2 separate regions of the Homo sapiens genome follow, and region 1 is linked to region 2. A link is a contact called in ENCODE Hi-C or POLR2A ChIA-PET data. All regions are on one chromosome and are shown on one strand. The core of a region is the stretch at or near the end of the contact, and the rest is flanking DNA. Distances in the headings are between cores, read along the strand shown. Region 1 overlaps SENP2 (SUMO specific peptidase 2). Region 2 has its middle 5.7 kb from the start of LIPH.

What was found. Hi-C counts contacts between places; a loop is a spot of excess contacts on that map. ChIA-PET counts read pairs that join two places held with the same protein, here RNA polymerase II (POLR2A). Pooled maps may share reads with other maps.
Region 1: a loop to region 2 is called in a pooled map, with 2.9 times the contacts of the local background. The contact joins two enhancer-like sites. A Hi-C loop is called at or near these places in 1 of 50 pooled maps. POLR2A ChIA-PET finds 5 or more read pairs at or near these places in 5 of 52 experiments (BJ, Caco-2, H1 and 2 more).

What each region holds. Positions count from the first base shown.
Region 1 is chr3:185,629,227-185,636,067 of GRCh38, reverse strand. SENP2 (SUMO specific peptidase 2) reads right to left here. Exons shown (of 17, transcript NM_021627.3): 17 at 2,517-6,286. The coding sequence ends at 6,224. Among named protein-coding and RNA genes, the nearest start is that of SENP2, 46 kb to the right of the region's middle. Within about 2 kb of position 5,552, at least 15 of the 41 ENCODE cell types and tissues checked have a DNase peak (open chromatin) inside an H3K27ac peak, as active enhancers do.
Region 2 is chr3:185,555,112-185,561,404 of GRCh38, reverse strand. No RefSeq gene overlaps it. Among named protein-coding and RNA genes, the nearest start is that of LIPH, 5.7 kb to the right of the region's middle. RefSeq lists an enhancer at 5,901-6,293. Within about 2 kb of position 2,169, at least 16 of the 41 ENCODE cell types and tissues checked have a DNase peak (open chromatin) inside an H3K27ac peak, as active enhancers do.

The sequences.
Region 1 (6,841 bases), core at 4,303-6,802, 71 kb before region 2:
ACTAAGAAAAAATGAATCCAACTGTGTATCAAGTTGACAGCATAATCAGAGAAAAAATTATTTTAATTTTAAAACTATTTTCATTGCGGGTCTCTAGTGGGATATATTCTAAGAATAAAAATAATTGCAGGCCAGGCGCGGTGGCTCACACCTGTAATCCCAGCACTTTGGGAGGCCAAGGTGGGCAGATCACGAGGTCAGGAGTTCAAGACCAGCCTGGCCAACATGGTGAAACCCCCATCTCTACTAAAAATACAAAAATTAGCCGAGTGTGGTGGCAGGCACCTGTAGTCCCAGCTACTCAGGAGGCTGAGGCAAGAGACTCGCTTGAATCCCGGAGGCAGAGGCTGCAGTGAGCCAAGATTGCACCATTGCACTCCAGCCTGGGTGAGACAGAGCCAGACTGTGTCTCAAAAATAAAATAAAAATAAAGGGATGATTCATGTCCCACCCAGGACAGAGCAGAACAGTGAGAGATTTTATCATGTTACTCAGAATGGTGTACAATTTAAAACTTCAAAGTGTTTATTTCTGTTATTTTCATTTAATGTTTTCAAACCACAGTTGATCAAGAGTAACTGAAACAAGGAAAGCAAAACCACAGGTAGGGGGGTTTCTGTACTGTTCCATTTTGCCTAAGTCTTGAAATCCCCACAAGAAAAGTTTTTTTTGTAAAGTAGTTGAAAGAAAGAATTGTTGACTAAAATGATATTAAATCCCCTCAAATGAACTGAAGGCCTACACATGAAAAATGTTATAAAACTTAAATCAGTGGAGACGCAATCATCCCATGCTGGAAGAAATGTCAAAATACCAATGGGTAATTATCTTTTTCCTGATTTTTAAAAATATACATAATTTTTAACCCAGAAATTGTAATGCTAAGAGTTTCTTAGAATAAACCAAACATTGTGCAAGATGTTATATTCAGTAATACTGGATTAAATAAATGTTATAGCCATATAGTGGAATACTGTGCCATTAAAATGATATATTTATTGATGTGAAAATGTTCCAGTGGAAAAGGAGTTATATAACCGTTTATATAATTCTGTATTTGTTGTTAATAACAAGTTATATACACACACAAGCCTGTACATGTATTCACACACCCATGAAGGGGGAAGGCCAGGATATATACCCACTTTTTTTTTTTTTTTTGAGACAGAGTCTCAGGCTGGAATGCAGTGGTGTGCTCTCGGCTCACTGCAACCTCCGCCTCCCGGGCTGAAGCGATTCTCCTGCCTCAACCTCGCCAGTAGCTGGGATTACAGGTGCCCACCACCACACCCAGCTAATTTTTGTATTTCTAGTAGAGATGGGGTGTCATCATGTTGGTCAGGCTGGTCTTGAACTCCTGACCTCGTCACTGGCCCAACTCCGCCTCCCAAAGTGCTGGGATTACATGTGTGAGCCACCGCGCCCGCCCCAAATGTTAATGTTAAGAGGTATTAACTCTGGTTGTGAATTTGCAGAATTAACTTTCTTTACCTTATCGGTATTTTCTATGAACCCCTATTACTGATATAATTAAATAAAAATAAAAGGAGACAGGGTGGTAGTGTGGGATCAGACTTTATGATCACCATGAGGAGGGGGGTGTTGCTGGGAGGCCGTGGAAGGGGAGTGGTAAGGTTGCCCAGTGTGTTCTTAAAGTACATACTGCCAAGAACTCTCTCTGTTGCTTCTCCTGGCACTTTCCTAAGAAGTGTATTCCAAAAAATAGTTCCACAGGTGTCTCATAGAAAAGGGTTCAATGTCCAAGTTTTGGGAAATGCTAGGTTAAGACATAACTCGTTCATATCAAACTTCTTATGATGTTTGTTATACATCCCCAGGAGGAAAGGACATGGTACACATATTCATTGGCCCACAGACCCTTTGCTTTATATCCTTTAAAAACAAACAAACAAAAAAAAACAACAACAAAAAAAAACTGAGGTCTTGCTATCTTGCCCAGGCTAGTCTCAAACTCCTGGGCTCAAGCAATTCTCCTGCCTCAATGGCCCCCAAAGTGCTGGGATTTCATATTTTTTATACAAGTTACAAGACTTCTACTTAACACATTTTAGGAAATGCCCATCTGAGAACCTAAAGATTGTTTCCACCACATATTTCCATCAAAAGTCTCAAAGCTGCTAGTCTGTTTTCCTAGATTTAGATGGAGTCATCTCAAAACAGCCTCACATTTATAATATATATGGTATTTTTTGGTCTCAGGCTTTATGGTTTTAAACATCATTTGCCTCGCGGTCAGGTCACTTAGAGCAGTATTTTCCTTCTCTGCATTATCTGTCCATTAGTGGGCAGAGAAATCAACTTGGTGGTTACAACCTAAATGTTTTTAAAAACTGAAATAAAACTATCATCATAGTAAGGATATGTATTACTTCACAAAAGTGTATGTGCAATGTTGTTTGTGTCCATATACAATCACACTGTGTGTGTGTGTGTGTGTGGTCACAACATAAAATACTTATTCCTATGAGTTGCAATAAAAAACAAGTGAAAGCCACTGAATTAAAGAGATGAATTTATTGGTAAATAGATAAAATTAACACCTATTTTAATATATCCAAACCCCTTCCTTATATATATTAGGTAAATTAAAAGAAAAAAATTATCAAAGCAATACTACAGCCAGCTACATCGCCAATTTACAAATGAGTTAGTAAGTACCATAAGTTTGTTTGAATATCAGGTGCTTCAGAGTTTTTCTCAAACAGTTACAAAAGAGATTAGGTTCCCAATCAGTTCACAAAAGCTAATTTAAAGAATGTAGCTTAACTACAGTACTGAGGTTGTCACACACTTAACTTTCGGTCTCTTGCTTATTTATTCATATCTGAGGTTCACTGTTTCTACTAGGATACATTCCGCCCACACCCACACCTTGGTCCCCACATCAAGCAGCTCCTCACAGCAGGAAGACATCCGCTATCAGACATGGTTTTCTGAAGTTGTGCTTAGGATTTCAGAGGAGGAAAAATTCAGAGGTTCTAATAGCCTTCGGTAACTGAGGTAGAATATGGGGCTCCCAAGAATATCTTCCATATGCCCCAAATCTGTTTCCCTCCCACCCCCATCCAGCTCTGTTCAAGGTCAAGTTTGAGAAAGATACGTGTTCTCAATGGTATATTTTTAAAATCCACATCAATTTTTAAGAGACTACCTGCTAAAGGAGAATAATGGCTCACTGCATCTTTTCTCAACCCCCTAAACTATTTTAAAAACACACTGGCAGGGACAGGTGCAATGGCTCACGCCTGTAATCCCAGCACTTTGGGAGGCCGAGGCGGGCAGATCACTTGAGGTCGGGAGTTTAAGACCAGCCTGACCAACATGGAGAAACCCCGTCTCCACTAAAAATACAAAATTAGCCAGGGGTGGTGGCACATGCCTGTAATCCCAGCTACTCGGGAGGCTGAGGCAGGAGAATCGCTTGAACCTGGGAGGTGGGGGTTGCAGTGAGCTGAGATAGCGCCATTGCACTCCAGCCTGGGCGACAAAAGTGAAACTCCGTCTCAAAAACAGGCTGGGTGAGGTGGCTCATGACTGTAATACCAGCACTTTGGGAGGCCGAGGCGGGTGGATCACCTGAGGTCAGCAGTTCAAGACCAGCCTGGCCAACATGGCGAAACCCCATCTCTACTAAAAGTACAAAAATTAGCAGGGTGTGGTGGTGGGCACCTGTAATCCCAGCTACGCAGGAGGCTGAGGCAGGAGAATCGCTTGAACCTGGGAGGCGGAGGTTGCAGTGAGCTGAGATCACACCATTGTACTCCAGCCTGGGCGACAAGAGACTCTGTCGCAAAAAAAAAAAAAAAAAACAAAAAAAAAAAACAAAAAAAAAACCACTGGCTTTAATGGTGATAATTTGCTACTAATAAAATCAATAGCTGTTTTTCAACTGAACACTTAAACTTTTAGATCCAAATAAACTGTTTGGATCTAAAAAACTATATTACTAACATGTTTCCTTATGCCAAGGGAGACATGTGAGTGCCTAGAGAAGTATGGCCTGTGGTCTCCCACATTCAATTCAGGAACTCAGGGTCAAGCAGAAGGCCATGCTATAGACTTCAACACTCTGCTCTTCCCAATTTCATTATGTCCTGCAAGTTTTAAGAGCCGTCCGGAAGAGTGTAGGTTAATGGAAAGCTCAGTGAGAACTGCTCTGAAGAAGCCCCTCAAAATAATACATTAAGCTCAGCATCATTCACGTGGGCGGAATACAAACTGACATTCCTAACAGGACTTACCTAGCATGGACTCGATCTTAACCATGGTACCAAACTCTCAAGTGAAGCACACTGATGCCTGGTGAAAGCCAGGCGTTTGGTATGATGCTGACCTAGTGAACCTCTGGCCTTTTTGGCTGTGCTCATTACCTGGTCCCAGCACTCACTGGCACAATGCCAGGAGCCCAGAGAAAGGAGCAGGGGCTGCGGGGGGGGGGGGGGGAGGGGGAAGGGGGGAGGGAGGGTGGGGAAAGGGGAGAAGGGGGGAGGGTGGGGGAAAGGGGGAGGGTGGGTGTTAGGGAGAGAGGGAGGGGGAGGGAGGGGGAGGGGGGGGAGGGAGGGAGGGGGGAGGGAGGGAGGGGGAGGGGAGAGGGAGGGAGGGGGAGTGGGAGGGGGGGGGGAGAGGTGTGGTACAACCTGCTCCCGCTTCAGTCATCACCCACCACATGGCCTCTGGCTGACCATCCAGTAGGCCCAGCATTTTCCATCCACACCACAGGCCCCATGTCCTAAACCAGGAGTTTTACAAGTCTCAGGGAACTGGCTGCAATAGCTGTAACCAGTATACCTCTGGGACCAGCAGCCGGAGCACTGCAAATGGCAGGCGTGTAGATTCATAGGTAACACGTGCACAATTTTTCCAGTTTTACCTCTTGCTTTTATGAACCAGAACAAGTCTGGGAGGTTTAAGTAGGGAGAGGGTTAGAAATCATTTCAGCATATACTTTTTTAGGTTCTGCCAGACCACCTTTTATTACATCAGAAAAGCAACACTAGGCACTAGATCTTGCAAAATATGTTCTGACCAACTCTAAACTGTCTGAAGTTATAACCATATCAGTAAGGTTTTTAATGAACAAAAAAGTTAAATACAAACTTTCATATGCAAAATAGATTATTGTATAACTGGCAACCTCAGAGCCAAGTACTAAATTTTCTTCCACAAATTTCAGTGGGGATGGAGTGGGGAGATGTTAGTCTTAATGAGTAGAAAACTTAATTTAGACTTAATATATAGAAAACAAAAACTCTGAGGAAAAATAGCTTTAAATTGAATAGTATCTTTTGAAATAAACAGCTCAGGCCAGCCCCTACAATTCTGAGGTTTATACTCAACCAGATCTGGGATGAAAATGAAGATTTAGGGTTTACAGTTACTTCAAATCCATGAATCCAGTTTGAAGACTAAGCCAAGTCACCACATTTCCAGAAGGGGAAGTCTCTTTAAGGTGACCACAACACTCTTCGGAAGATGCTTGGATAATCAGAGTCCCTTGGGCACAGTTCCACTGTTCACGGCACTGTGCCAACGCTGTAGTGTCAGACTTCCTCTGAAAGGCAACAGGAGCCCTATCCCACAGCATTTTCATTTCTCCCAGCATTTTTTGAGCCTCAAAAAAACAAAAACAAAAAAAATCCCAAACCCTCCAGCTTCATGTTGGCAGTTACTGCTCCAGCTCCACTTCCTTCCGCCCCCAGTGAGAGTTCCCTCCTGCTCTTCAGCAGGGAGTGGCAGCTTGAGTAACATTCCTTTCAGAAATAAATAGTTCAAACAAGTAATTTAGAGCTAACTGTAAAAGAGCAGCAGTAAATGACCACTGCCCATTATGTTTGCAAACGAGTGAGTGAATGAATACGCTGAACAAACACACAGAAACAAACAATTCACAGAATAAATCCTGCATTTCCCACATTCATAGGGAAAAGAATCTCTTAAAAAAAATATTAGTTAGCGTTTGTTCTTGTGTGGGTTGAACAGTCCAAAGCTCTGAGCAGGCACAGCCTTACAAACAGGATTGCAAGCAGCCCTCTGCACCCCAAGTCAGGACTAGAGTACAGTGAGAGGCCTTCATGCACTTTTGACAGCTCAGTACCTGTGAGAACAGAAGTGATGCAGGGACTTTTTAACCCACAATGCATGAGGTATATGGAAATGTCTGTGAAAGAACCACCAGCAGCTAGAGGGACCAGGCAAAGTTTTCTCACAGCAACTGCTGATGAAGGATTTCCCACACCATCTTCTTCCGGAAGAGAGGCATCTGGTGCTGCAAAGAACCCCATAAACAACGCCCGCATTACATATTAATGTGCATGGCAGCACAACCTTCAGGTGTAATCATGTAATAAAGCAGGATGTCCATGTGCTTTTTCTAAGTGTTGACATTTTTACATCATGGAACATACTTATAAAACCATTTTTAACAGTTCATAATTACATGATATGTACCATAAGCACTTTTTTTTTTTTTTTGAGATGGAGTCTTGCTGTGTCACCCAGGCTGGAGTGCAGTGGCGCGATCTGCTCACTGCAACCTCTGCCTCCTGGGTTCGAGCGATTCTTGTCCCTCAGTCTCCAGCGTAGCTGGGACTACAGGTATGTGCCAGCACACCCGGCTTATTTTTTATATTTTTAGTAGAGACAGGGTTTCACCATGTTGGCCAGGCTGGTCTTGACCTCCTAACTGCAGGTGATCCGCCCGCCTCAGCATCCCAAAGTGCTGAGATTATTTATAGGCAAAAGCCACCACAGGCGGCCTACCATAAGCATTTTTATATGTTAAGGAAAACCAAAGCAGGATGTAGAATTATACAGTATAGTA
Region 2 (6,293 bases), core at 920-3,419:
GCACTCCCTGGCATCTTAGCAACTCTCCTGCCCCAGGCCTCTGTAGGCAGCAAGAAAGCTACAGCTAGCTGGAATAAAACCCAGGAGGCAGCATGCAAACTCCCCTCGTACTCCAGAAAAACAGAAAAAAGACAAGGCCAGAAAGGCTGATGCTGGAAATAGGAAATGGGAACTTGCATATTAGGAGGACAATCATAATCAGCCACTTTCCTTCCCTCCTGGAGGCACCCCTCCAGCAGGGAAGTTGGTTGAGAGACGTGGTCACCCGATCATACCGATGTTCGCTGACCAGGGGGTCTTATCTAAGAACTGTCCCTTGGGCGGCCTCTAGTCTCCTTAAGGGGGATGGGAGGTGCTGTTGGCCGAACGAACGGGGCCAACAAACGCAGGTCCCTTGAAGGGTGGAGGAAAGGAGGGCAATGGGTTTTCTATAGGGGGAGGAAAAGGCTCCGGTCGCCTTATCCTTACTAGAAAAAATGTCCTCCTTAGGCCTCTCTACAGAAGGGAATGAAGTAGAGAGAGGAGCACTGCCCCGCCCCCGCTGTTCTGGTTCCTGTCTTTCCTCACTAGAAAAAATCTCTTCCTTATTCCCCATAGAAGGGAATGAAGTGGAGAGAGGAATCCCTCCCTTTAAATCTTCTGAATTATTTTCAGGTGGAGATAATGGGCCGTCTAACCGCGATCTGGCAGATAAAGAGGATACAACGCAGAGTGTACCAGCGCCCAGGTGGTCAAAATAGTAAAATTAGTAAAATGACCTTGCTCATATCCTCTTTTCAGGCAGCGACCTACCTGCTCCCATAGCTCTAAATCTAAGGTTCCTTGATCAGGAAACCAAGGACATTCCTGCCGAATTAAAAGCATGAGCTTGTGTAGAGCTCCAGGCTCTACAGTGCACTGGACAGCCTTAAATAGCTGTTGCACTGTTTTAAAAATACTTTCTGGGCCGGGCGCAGTGGTTCACACCTGTAATCCCAGCACTTTGGGAGGCGGAGGCGGGCGGATCACGAGGTCGGGAGGTCGAGATCACTCTGGCTAACGCGGTGAAACCCCGTCTCTACTAGGCTGGCAGGCGCCTGTAGTCCCAGCTACTCGGGAGGCTGAGGCAGGAGAATGGTGTGAACCCGGGAGGCGGAGCTTGCAGTGAGCGGAGATCGCGCCACTGCACTCCAGCCTGGGCGGCAGAGCGAGACTCCATATCAAAACAAACAAACAAACAAAAAAAACTTTCTGTTCTTTGGTCATTTCCTGACCCATGATAACTCAACACCTGATATTTTACGTGTGGGTCGTGTCCTCCTGATAGGAGTCAGGAATCTCTCCCTTTAAATCTTCTGAATTCTTTTCAGGTGGAGATTCACCGAAAATTGATGAGCTCTCCTCCTTCACACGTAACTTTAAGGCGATCATGTCGGGGACACCACTTGCAGAGCTTATAGTTTACAATGAATGCCACGAAATGGGTTCTCAGACAATTCCAGCTGAGCGGGGCGGGGGGCAGCTCTTATTTATTTTTTAACTATACTTTAAGTTTTGGGTTACATGTGCAGAACGTGCAGTTTTGTTACACAGGTATACACGTGCCCTGGTTTGCTGCACCCATCAACCCGTCACCTACATTAGGTATTTCTCCTAATGTTATCCCTCCCCTAGCCCCCCACTCCACCACAGGCCCCGATGTGTGAACAGACGCTTCTCAAAAGAAGACATTTATGCAGCCAACAGACACGAGAAAAGATCATCACTGGTCATTAGAGAAATGCAAATCAAAACCACGATGAGATACCATCTCACGCCAGTTAGAATGGGGGGTGGCTCTTCTTTTTTTTTTTTTTTTTTTGAGACGGAGTCGCTCTGTTGCCCAGGCTGGAGTGCAGTGGCATGATCTCGGCTCACTGCAACCTCTGCCTCCTGGGTTCAAGCAATTCTCTGCCTCAGCCTCCCGAGTAGCTGGGATTACAGGCACCTGCCACCACGCCCGGCTAATTTTTTTGTATTTTTAGTAGAGACGGGGTTTCATCATCTTGACCAGGCTGGTCTTGAATCGTGATCCACCCCTCTCCGTCTCCCAAAGTGCTAGGATTACAGGCGTGAGCCACCGCGCCCGGCATTGCGGGGTAGCTCTTCTAAGAGAGTCCGCCCCGGCATCCGTCCGCCAAGTATTTATTGAAAGGGCTTGTTAAACCACAAACATCCACTAGATGGCGTTTTTGAGGTCGGGTCGTGAGGCACCTGTGGCCTTGTAAAAGCACTCAAACTGCATTCTCAGGAGGCTGTTTTCAGCGTTCCTTATCACACCACACACTCCACTCCCTGTCCTGTTTTCAGGGTCGAGTTTCATTCTCATGCACAAATAACATACACACAGCGCCTCAGTATTTTTCCATGCCCCGACCTCAAATGCCTTGTACATAAGCTTGACTATGTTGCCTTGCGCCCCCCACAGTTGGCATCACAGGCATGAGCCACCATGCTGGCCTATATTAGCATTATTATTACCATTTTCATTGTTAATGTGTCTATCTTCTTGAGGGAAGGAGCATGTTCTATTTCTTCCTTATTTCTTGTACTGAGAGCTCCAGAAATGTTCCATAAATGAGGGAATGATGAAATGAAACAAATAAATGGAATTGGGGAAAGTTACCCTTATCTCTTTGCAGGATATGAATTGAAGAAACCCACTTATCTTTCCAAACTTGGACTGCAAGTGAGAAATGGCAGGGTCACTGATGTGGAAGGGAAGACCAAAGGGTGTTATAGTGAGTCATATACCAGCTTGGAGCCCTAGACCTGGGCGGGTGGGGACGTAGGTCACCTTTCTTGGCTGTTGAAACAAATGAGAGTTATAAAATCTCCACCCCTTAGTTCCATTACACTTCATACCTGTTTTTCCTGTCCATGCGTTTGGAAGCTTGCCTGTACCTTTTAAATATGTTCTCTGTAGCAAGTGACTTCTAGGTTTAATAAAGAAGAAGAAAAACCCATAGGTTTCTAGATTGGAAACTAGGAAAACTGTGGTATTCTTGAGTTGTAATCAGGAGGTCATAGAATTGAGAAAATAGTAATTAACTGATTGGAAATGAAGAAATGCTTTTTCTTAGAATACTTTTGAATAAATTATTTCAAATGATTATGAGTTGACTCATCTTTTAAAATTGTGGAAAAGTTCTTTTTTTTTTTTTTTGAGACTGAGTCTTGCTCTGTTGTGCAGACTGGAATGCAGTGGCGCAATCTCGGTTCACTGCAACCTCCACCTCCCGGGTTCAAGCGATTCTCCTGCCTCAGCCTCCCGAGTAGCTGGGATTACAGGCGCCTGCCACGATGCCCAGCTAATTTGTGTGTGTGTGTGTGTGTGTGTGTGTGTGTGTGTGTATATTTGAGACGGAGTTTCACTCTTGTTTCCCAGGCTGGAGTGCAATGGCACAACCTCAGCTCACCACAACCTCTGCCTCCCAACCTCTACCTCCTGGGTTCAAGCAATTCTCCTGTCTCAGCCTCCCAAGTAGCTGGGATTATAGGCATAAGCCACCACACCTGGTGAATTTTTTTGTATTTTTAGTAGAGACGGGATTTCATCATATTGGTGAGGCTGGTCTCGAACTCCTGACCTCAGGTGATCCACCCACCTCAGCCTCCCAAAGTGCTGGGATTACAGACATAAGCCACCACGCCCAGCCTGGAAAACTTTATTTTGAAATAATTTTTGGGTCGGGCCTGGTGGCATACACCTGTAATCCCAGGACTTTGGGAGGCCGAGGAGAGTGGATCACCTGAGTCCAGGAGTTTGAGACCAGCCTGGCCAACATGGCAAAACGCTGTCTCTACTAAAAAATACAAAAATTAGCTCTGCGTGGTGGCACATGCCTGTAATCCCAGCTACTCAGGAGGCTGAGGGGCAGGAGGATAGCTAGAAACTGGGAGGCGGAGGTTGTGGTGAACCGAGGTTGCACCACTACACTCTAGCCTGGGCTACAGAGCAAGACTGTCACAAAAAAAAAAAAAAGAAAACTAAAAGAAAATAAAAATAATTATTGGTTCTCAGAAAGTTACAAAAATAGGTGCAGTGGCTTGTGCCTATGGTCCCAGCTACTCAGGAGGCTGAGGTGGAGGATCAGTTGAGCCCAAGAGTTGGAGGTTGTGGTGGGTGACAGGGTGAGACCTTGTCTCAAAAAAATAAAAAATCAATATAAAAATAAGCAAAACAAAAAAATTGACCCTGGTTGACAATCCACAGATCTCATTTAGAGTTTCACATGTAAATGTGTGTAGTTCTGTGCTATTTTATCACCTGTCCACCACCACATAGCCACTACCACAATTAAGATACACAATTATTTCATCACTAAAAGATGATTTTTTTTTTTTTAAGATGGAGTCTTGCTCTTGTCACCCAGGCTGGAGTGCAATGGCACAATATCGGCTCACTGCAACCTCTACCTCCTGGGTTCAAGCAATTCTTCTGCCTCAGCCTTCCGAGTAGTTGGGATTACAGGCACCTGCCACCACACCCAGCTAACTTTTGTATTTTTAGTAGAGTCGGGGTTTCACCATGTTGGCCAGGCTCGTCTCCAACTCCTGACAAAGGTGATCCACCTGCCTCGGCCTTCCAAAGTGCTGGGATTACAGGCATGAGCCTGGCCAACTAAAAGATTCTTCTACAGTCAAACCCATTCTCCTCTCCTCCCTGCCTCTCCTCTCCCCATTCTCGGGAATGTTTTATGTTTTCTTATATTTGATATTTCTCACTATTGCAAAAAAATAAGGGACAGATTCTCCCATCGATTTTTGTGCTGTTCTGAAAGCCTAAAATAGAAAGGAGCACGTTAAGAAGTTAGAGACCTTCTGTGCCCACCAGCAGGAAAATCGTTAATAGTAACACAAAGAGGCCAGGCACGGTGGCTCATGCCTGTAATCCCAGCACTTTGAGAGGCTAAGGCGGGAGGACTGCTTGAGTCCAGGGGTTTGAGACCAGCCTGGGCAACACTGTGAGACACCATCTCTACAAAAACATTAAAAAATTAGCAGGGCATGGTGACATGTGCCTGTGACCCCAGCTCCTCAGGAGGCTGAGGTGGGAGAATCCCTTAAGCCCAGGAGGTCAAGACCAGTGAGCTGTGATGGAGTCACTGCACTCAAGTCTGGATGACAGAGTGAGACCCTGTTTCAAAAACAACAACAACAACAAAAAGTAACACAAAGAATCCTCCCAACAGAAATGATTCCCTTTCCTATAATTGGATAGTTTCCAGGAAAATGTACATTAGCTCTGTGTAGATAAGCACTTGGCATGGTACTTAAAACTCACAGGACCTAACAAATATTTATCAGGCAAGTACACTGATTGAACAGGGAGCAAGGAATTCCCTAACAGGTTCCTAAAAGAGATGTGAAACAAGTCTCCATTTGTTCCAGAGGGCAGTTGTTTTCAAATTAGTAAAGCTTACAGCAATAAAAGCAAATTTTTCTCTAAACTAAACAAAAGCTGAGCGAAAAATAGACAGGCTAACAGGCCATCTATTTGGTTTTTCTTTTTTTTTTGTTGTCAAGACAGAGTCTCACTCTGTCGCCCAGGCTGGAGTGCAGTGGCGCGATCTTGGCTCACTGCAACCTCCACCTCCCAGATTCAAGCGATTCTCCTGCCTCAGCCTTCCAAGTAGCTGGGATTATAGGCGTTTGCCACCACGCCTGGCTCACTTTTGTATTTTTAGTAAAGATGAGGTTTCACCATGTTGGCCAGGCTGGTGTCGAACTCCTGACCTCAGGTGATCCGCCCGCCTTGGCCTCCCAAAGTGTTGGAATTACAGGCCTGGGCCATCACACCCGACCTATTTGGTTTCACTTATTCACAGTTCCTTAATTTATTTCTCCAAGCAGGAGACAAAACCAAAACCAAAAACAGGCTGAAGTGGTGACTGAAGTCTCTCACCTGAAGACCCAAGACTTAGGGTGCCCCCAGTCCTAAAAGTCCTGTCTAAGTCTCTCTTCTCAACATTGTGCAGCCTGCCTTCTGCTGGATAGGAAAGGTACAGATGTGTGGCCAGCTAGATAATAACAACAGTTATCAAGCTGCCAGAGCGCTCACCTTAGCGCAGTGCTAAGGACTTTAGCTGTAATATCTCATTTAGTCCGTATAACAACCCTGTGAAATGTGTGATTTTATTATCTTCATTTTACAGCTAAGAAAACAGACTTTAAGTACCTAAATGTTGGGTCAGGCACGGTGACTCATGCCTGTAATCTCAACACTTTGGGAGGCTGAGGTGGGAATATCACTTGAATCCAGAAGTTCTGAG